2 separate regions of the Mus musculus genome follow, and region 1 is linked to region 2. The links are chromatin loops, found by intact Hi-C in ENCODE. Cell type or tissue: left cerebral cortex. All regions are shown on one strand.

Region 1 (2,500 bases), 180 kb after region 2:
AGCCTCCTTCTTTTGGGGTAGCTTCTTCTTGGGAGCCTTGCGTTCCGTGCGCCGCTGCTCTGCAGTGGTGTCTGCTGCTGTAATCAGCTTCTGCAGGTCTTGGCTGCGCTTCTCCCGCTCTTTTTTCCGGGCCTCAATCTTACGCAGCTCCTGTAGGAGGTACTCCTCCTCTGCCACCTGCAAAGCAAGAAATGCTTCCGTGTGTATGAGGGCTGTGTGGAAGCAAGTGGCTGGGGAGCTGACGGGACACTAGGTTATCTATAAGGGACCAGAGGTAAGGAGACTCCTGCAGAGAAGGGAGGAACAGGGACCATAAAAATGGGCTGGAGGTGAAGGGGCCTGGGGGGAGTGAGAGCTGAGCCGTGGAGGGTGGTGTAGAAGAGGTTATGACCTGCTCTGGGGTTCGGTTGTAAAGCCGCTCTAGCTGTTCCTTCCGCCGTCTCTCATGCCCAGCATCAAACACTGGTATCTTGAGATCTGTGCCTGGCACAGCCCTCACGTTGGCAAGCTTGGCACAAATGTGGTAGTACCTCTCTTTCAGGTCCTCCACAGAACGCTTCTGAGGATCAAGACACATGGAGAGGAACACTGAGGAGCATGGAAGAAATGGCAGAAGGATTGGGCACTCAGGCAAGTGCATAGCAGCTCACCTTGAACTGCTGGTGGTCATACCGATCGTGAATAACTACGAAGCGCAGATCAAATCGGCGGCTGAGGTCAAATAGGTGGTCAGTCTCTGCCTTAGTCCATGCGTCATCATGAAGGTAGAGTTGGTACTCCTGCTCTGAGTACACGGGCACCTGCACCGTCTACTGGCACAAAGACATGGGGACCGCATTCCTTTGTGTATGTCCAAGCAGGCTTGCCATGTTACCACAACCCTTCCTGTTTATTACCAACCCCATATCCCTACAGGAGCAGCCTGTAGGAAAGAAAGACCCTGTCTAATTAGTCAGAGGCCCCTCCCTATAAGGCTCTGGGTCAGTGGCCTACCTGATTCCCTCAGGACAACTTACCATCTTTTGGAATGGGTCACAAGCTCCTATCTGATTTGTAAGCACTTCTAGGCACCCAAGGGTCAATTCTAGAATGACAAACCCATCAGACAGGGGAAGGCCCAGAGCCTTGTCTGAAGCACTACTGCCACCCAGTGGTGACAGTGAAATGTGCCGTCTCAGAGTACTTCAATTGTTGGGCATCTCCAGGGAAACTTAGCGCCTATGCCCCTTCCTCTCCTGGCCCATATTCCTCCTGCCCGGGTGCCCTCTCAGAGTTACCAATCTCACCACAATTGAGTCACAGATCAGAAATCTAAGAAGGAGTTGGTTCTGGGCTAGAACAGGAAGTTTCTCATGAATTCAAAAGCTCTTGGACACTTCCACCAGATGTCACACATCCCCAACCTTAATATGCTCAACACTGCGTTCATCCCTCTTCTTCAAACATCCCCAATCCACACCTCAGCCACTGTCACCAAAGCCAGCATCAGAAACCCGTGTCTAAAGATGGTCTATGTTTCTGTTTTGTTGTCGACACAGCCTTGGTAAAGTGGCCTTGGCTGGTCAGCACTCTGTGCAAACCACACTGGCTCTACTTCACAGCAGTCCTCCTGCCTCAGTCTCCCAAACACTGGGATTACAAGCACACATCACCACACCTGACATTGGAAGCATCTTTCAATCCTTCTTTTTCCTTAATTTTGCCTCCAGAATCCCCATCTCTCAATGGCCACAAGCCATTCAGAGTAGCACAGCACTATCCTGTTGTACTCAGGCTGCCCTGCAGTCCATTTCCAATCAGCTCTCTGTCTGCAAACGTCTACACCATGCTCCCTCCGTACAGGGCAGACCTACAGTAAGAATGGAAACAAAGCACTTTTATGTCACAACTGTGTGTCCACTCATGAAATATAAACATGAACTTGTATTCTCTTAAAATCCTAATAATCTTTCTCAGTCAATGCTGGACTACAACAGAAAAGATCGTTCGCCTGTTCCTAAGAAAGATGCTGTTCTAGATCAACTTCTGAGATAAAGTGCCTTCTAGATAATTCCTAAGTTCAAGAGCAAGGCTTGGCCATTTCTTTCCCTCAAGTTTATTCTTAATTCCATATTCCTTCTACCAACTGAACATCCTCATCCTTTGACCACTCAGACATCCTTCTGGAAAATCTAGTTTCCCAGACTTGGCTACATTTACCTCCTAGTAATTTAATCCTGTGTGTGTGTTGAGGAAGATGTGACTATGGAGACCAGAAGGCACTGGATGTCCAGAAGAAGCTGGAGTTTGAGGTAGCTATGAGCTACCCATCTGGTTCCTGGGAACCAAGCCCCAGTCTGGAAGAGCAATAAGCACTCTTAATTACTGAGTCATCTGTTTAGCCCTGTGCTGGTTTTGTTTTTATTTAGTAGCCTAGGCTGGCCCTGACAGTATGTATCTGAAGATAATCCTGAACTCCTGATGCTCCTGACTCCACCTCCCAAATACTGGGACTACAAGT
Region 2 (2,500 bases):
AAAAAAAAAAAAAAAGAAAAAAGAAAAGAAAAGAAAAGAAAAAAAGAAAAAGAAAAAACACCACACACACAAAAAGCAAGCTCGTGATTTTACAAGATCGTCCTCCCACCTCGCTCCTTATAATCGCTGGAAGAGGGGATCCCGCCCCCCCACCCCCAATCCCAGGAGACCGGCACGGAACGCGTTACTCTAAGGCCGGCCAGTCCAACCCAGTGGAGCTGGGAGTTTACCGGTTACAGATAGCACGGTTCACCTCAGTGGCAGCACCTGCCTTCATCCTGCAGGCGGAGGTTTTCCCCATCCCACCCCCACCGCACCCCCCGGCTCTCCTTCTCCATCCTTCACACCCGTCCTCGTCAGGAAAAAGTAAGCCGAGCCTCTGGGGACCCCAAGGCTCCGGAGCCTGCGGGGTACCCCACCGGGTCGGCAATGTGTTGTGCGGCTGGGATCGTTTCTCAACAGATCGCCCCTTTCCTATCCCGCCCGCCGCCTGAGAGTCCCCACTGAGTAACACTCAGACCGGGCCCGCGGAAATCACAGCGGGGTGCACCGGGAAGCCGGGCAGGAGAGCTTACTCGCGGTCGACCCAAACAAAGTGGAAATGGGGCTTATAAAAAGATGGAGAAGTCCTGCTCCCTTCCCCTGGCTATCCCCCTCGCCCTCCCTACTTGTCCAATTCCAGCGTCTGGTCCCTCCCCCTTGCACCCCCCAAATAAAACACATTAAGGAAAACTCAAGACGGAAAGTTTGAGTGAGGCAGCGCACTGAGCGCGCCGGGCACCGACAGCCAAGGAGGCTCGGTCGCCAAGATCTAAGACGCGGCAGTGCAGGTCCCAGTCCCTGTCCCTGTCGCAGGGGAGCCGCCCGAATCCCTGGGAGACCAACCCCGAAAGTTAGCCAGGTTCCTCAGCAACCCGGCCACCCTCGCGCCCACCCCTCTTGTGTACGCACACGCATCCACACCCCTTTCTGGGCTCCGTACTTGCCGTGGAAATTCCTGGGGAGAACGATCGCACTTTTCAGGACACCAAGGTAAGAAGACGGAGAGTGTGGTGCATGAAAAGTCCCGGGTGCGCAGAGCCGGCGGGGGCAGCGGCGGCGGTGGTGGCGGCAGCGGCAGCAGCAGCAGCAGCAGGCGGCTGGCCCCGGGTTTGTGCTCGCGAGCTGCCTGGGATTGCATGTACAGATCAAGAGACTCTGTTGGTGTGAGAGAAGAGCAGTGCTGCCTCTCAGCGCTGGCTCTAATCAGTGAATGAGCCTCCACTCTCCCAGGGACTCGGAGGCGCACACACACGCGCGCGCGCACACACACACTCACACACACATGCACGCACACATTCTCTCACACTCACACACATACAGGCACTCTGAGCACTGAATACATTAGGGTACTAAGGGACTCTGGGAAATGGAGTCCAGACCCCGGGCACTCCGGGAGAGCAGCCCTGGCTGCCCTCACTAGAGGGCTGGATGGTCTTAGGTGGCCCGCCCAAGTGGAAACTAGAGAGGTCTTTTGCCTTTGTTTACATCTCTCCTCCTTTCCCTTCGGAGAAATCTGACTGACCGCGATTCTTTTTTGAACTAAAGTGACCAAGGGGAAATGGCTAAATCTTTTAAGCCTGACGTCAGGGCTGCTCGCTGACCACCAAACCTTGGCTCCAACATAAAACTCTACCCTTTCCCCCCCACCCCCCGCCCCCGAAAGATCCTACCTGCTGTGTAGTGCTTCGAATGTTTAGTGCTTTGAATATTACTTTGGGTCTTTGCCTATAAAAATAAAATTGTAAGTGAATATGAATAAAACTGACATTTAGACAGAGAGGAAAAGGGGCCTAGTTTAACACCCAGATTTGTGAATAAAAATTTCCCTGGTGTCACTGATGTTTATAATATAGTTCTTTCTCTTCAAATTGTTAATTCATGAGGTATAAAAAGATATATTGGGGAAATAGAGAATTAACATTATTGAGAACCTTCTAAGACCCAAGCTATGAGTCCAAATGTCATTCCACAATCTCATTTAGCCCTTTAATTCTGGAGATAATATTTCTAGTTTTTAAAAAGAAGAAACTGAGGCTGGGTTTTGTGACTTACTTCTAGGTACACAGCTAACAGGGAAGGCAGGTAGGCCCCGCTGAGAAGGCAAAGCCCAGCTGAAAGCTAATCCTGGCCTCTGAAGTAATTCCTTTGTTTTGTGGCTTGGTTTCTAAAAAGTCAGGTTTCTCATCTGGAAAAAATTTCTCTTCCCTAGGATACATGAGGATAATCCATCCTGCGAAGAACCTCCCAGGATTATAGTCTAAACCAGAATGAGACCAATATTCCATTCTGATGTGACTTTTTCGTCCCTTTTTCTCATGTTTAACATGTGCTTAAGTTTGTATAGAACTGGGCTCTGTGGTTGATGCCTGTAATCCCAGCACCCAGGAGGCAGATGCAGGAGGACTGCTGAAAGTCCCAGCACAGCCTGGTCTACACAGGGAGTTCTAGGCCAGCCAGG

What was found. Peaks named below come from ENCODE experiments on the same cell type or tissue, not always from the same donor. Only the 100,000 strongest peaks of a DNase experiment are listed, where the experiment ranks them.
Region 1: it touches region 2 in a loop (2.1-fold over the local background); 5 of 42 quality-filtered maps call a loop at or near these places.

What each region holds. Positions count from the first base shown.
Region 1 is chr4:117,675,959-117,678,458 of GRCm38, forward strand. Dmap1 (DNA methyltransferase 1-associated protein 1) reads right to left here. Exons shown (of 11, transcript NM_023178.2): 5 at 651-809; 6 at 392-559; 7 at 1-177. Among named protein-coding and RNA genes, the nearest start is that of Dmap1, 5.0 kb to the right of the region's middle. In left cerebral cortex, a CTCF peak has its summit at 1,151 (motif pointing left); a DNase peak (open chromatin) is centred at 1,154.
Region 2 is chr4:117,495,697-117,498,196 of GRCm38, forward strand. It overlaps Rnf220 (ring finger protein 220), which reads right to left and starts at 1,356. Exons shown (of 15, transcript NM_025739.3): 1 at 987-1,356. Gm12827 (a long non-coding RNA gene) reads left to right here and starts at 41. Exons shown (of 5, transcript XR_868034.2): 1 at 41-1,032. In left cerebral cortex, a CTCF peak has its summit at 1,236; a DNase peak (open chromatin) is centred at 1,257; H3K4me3 peaks cover 1,354 bases.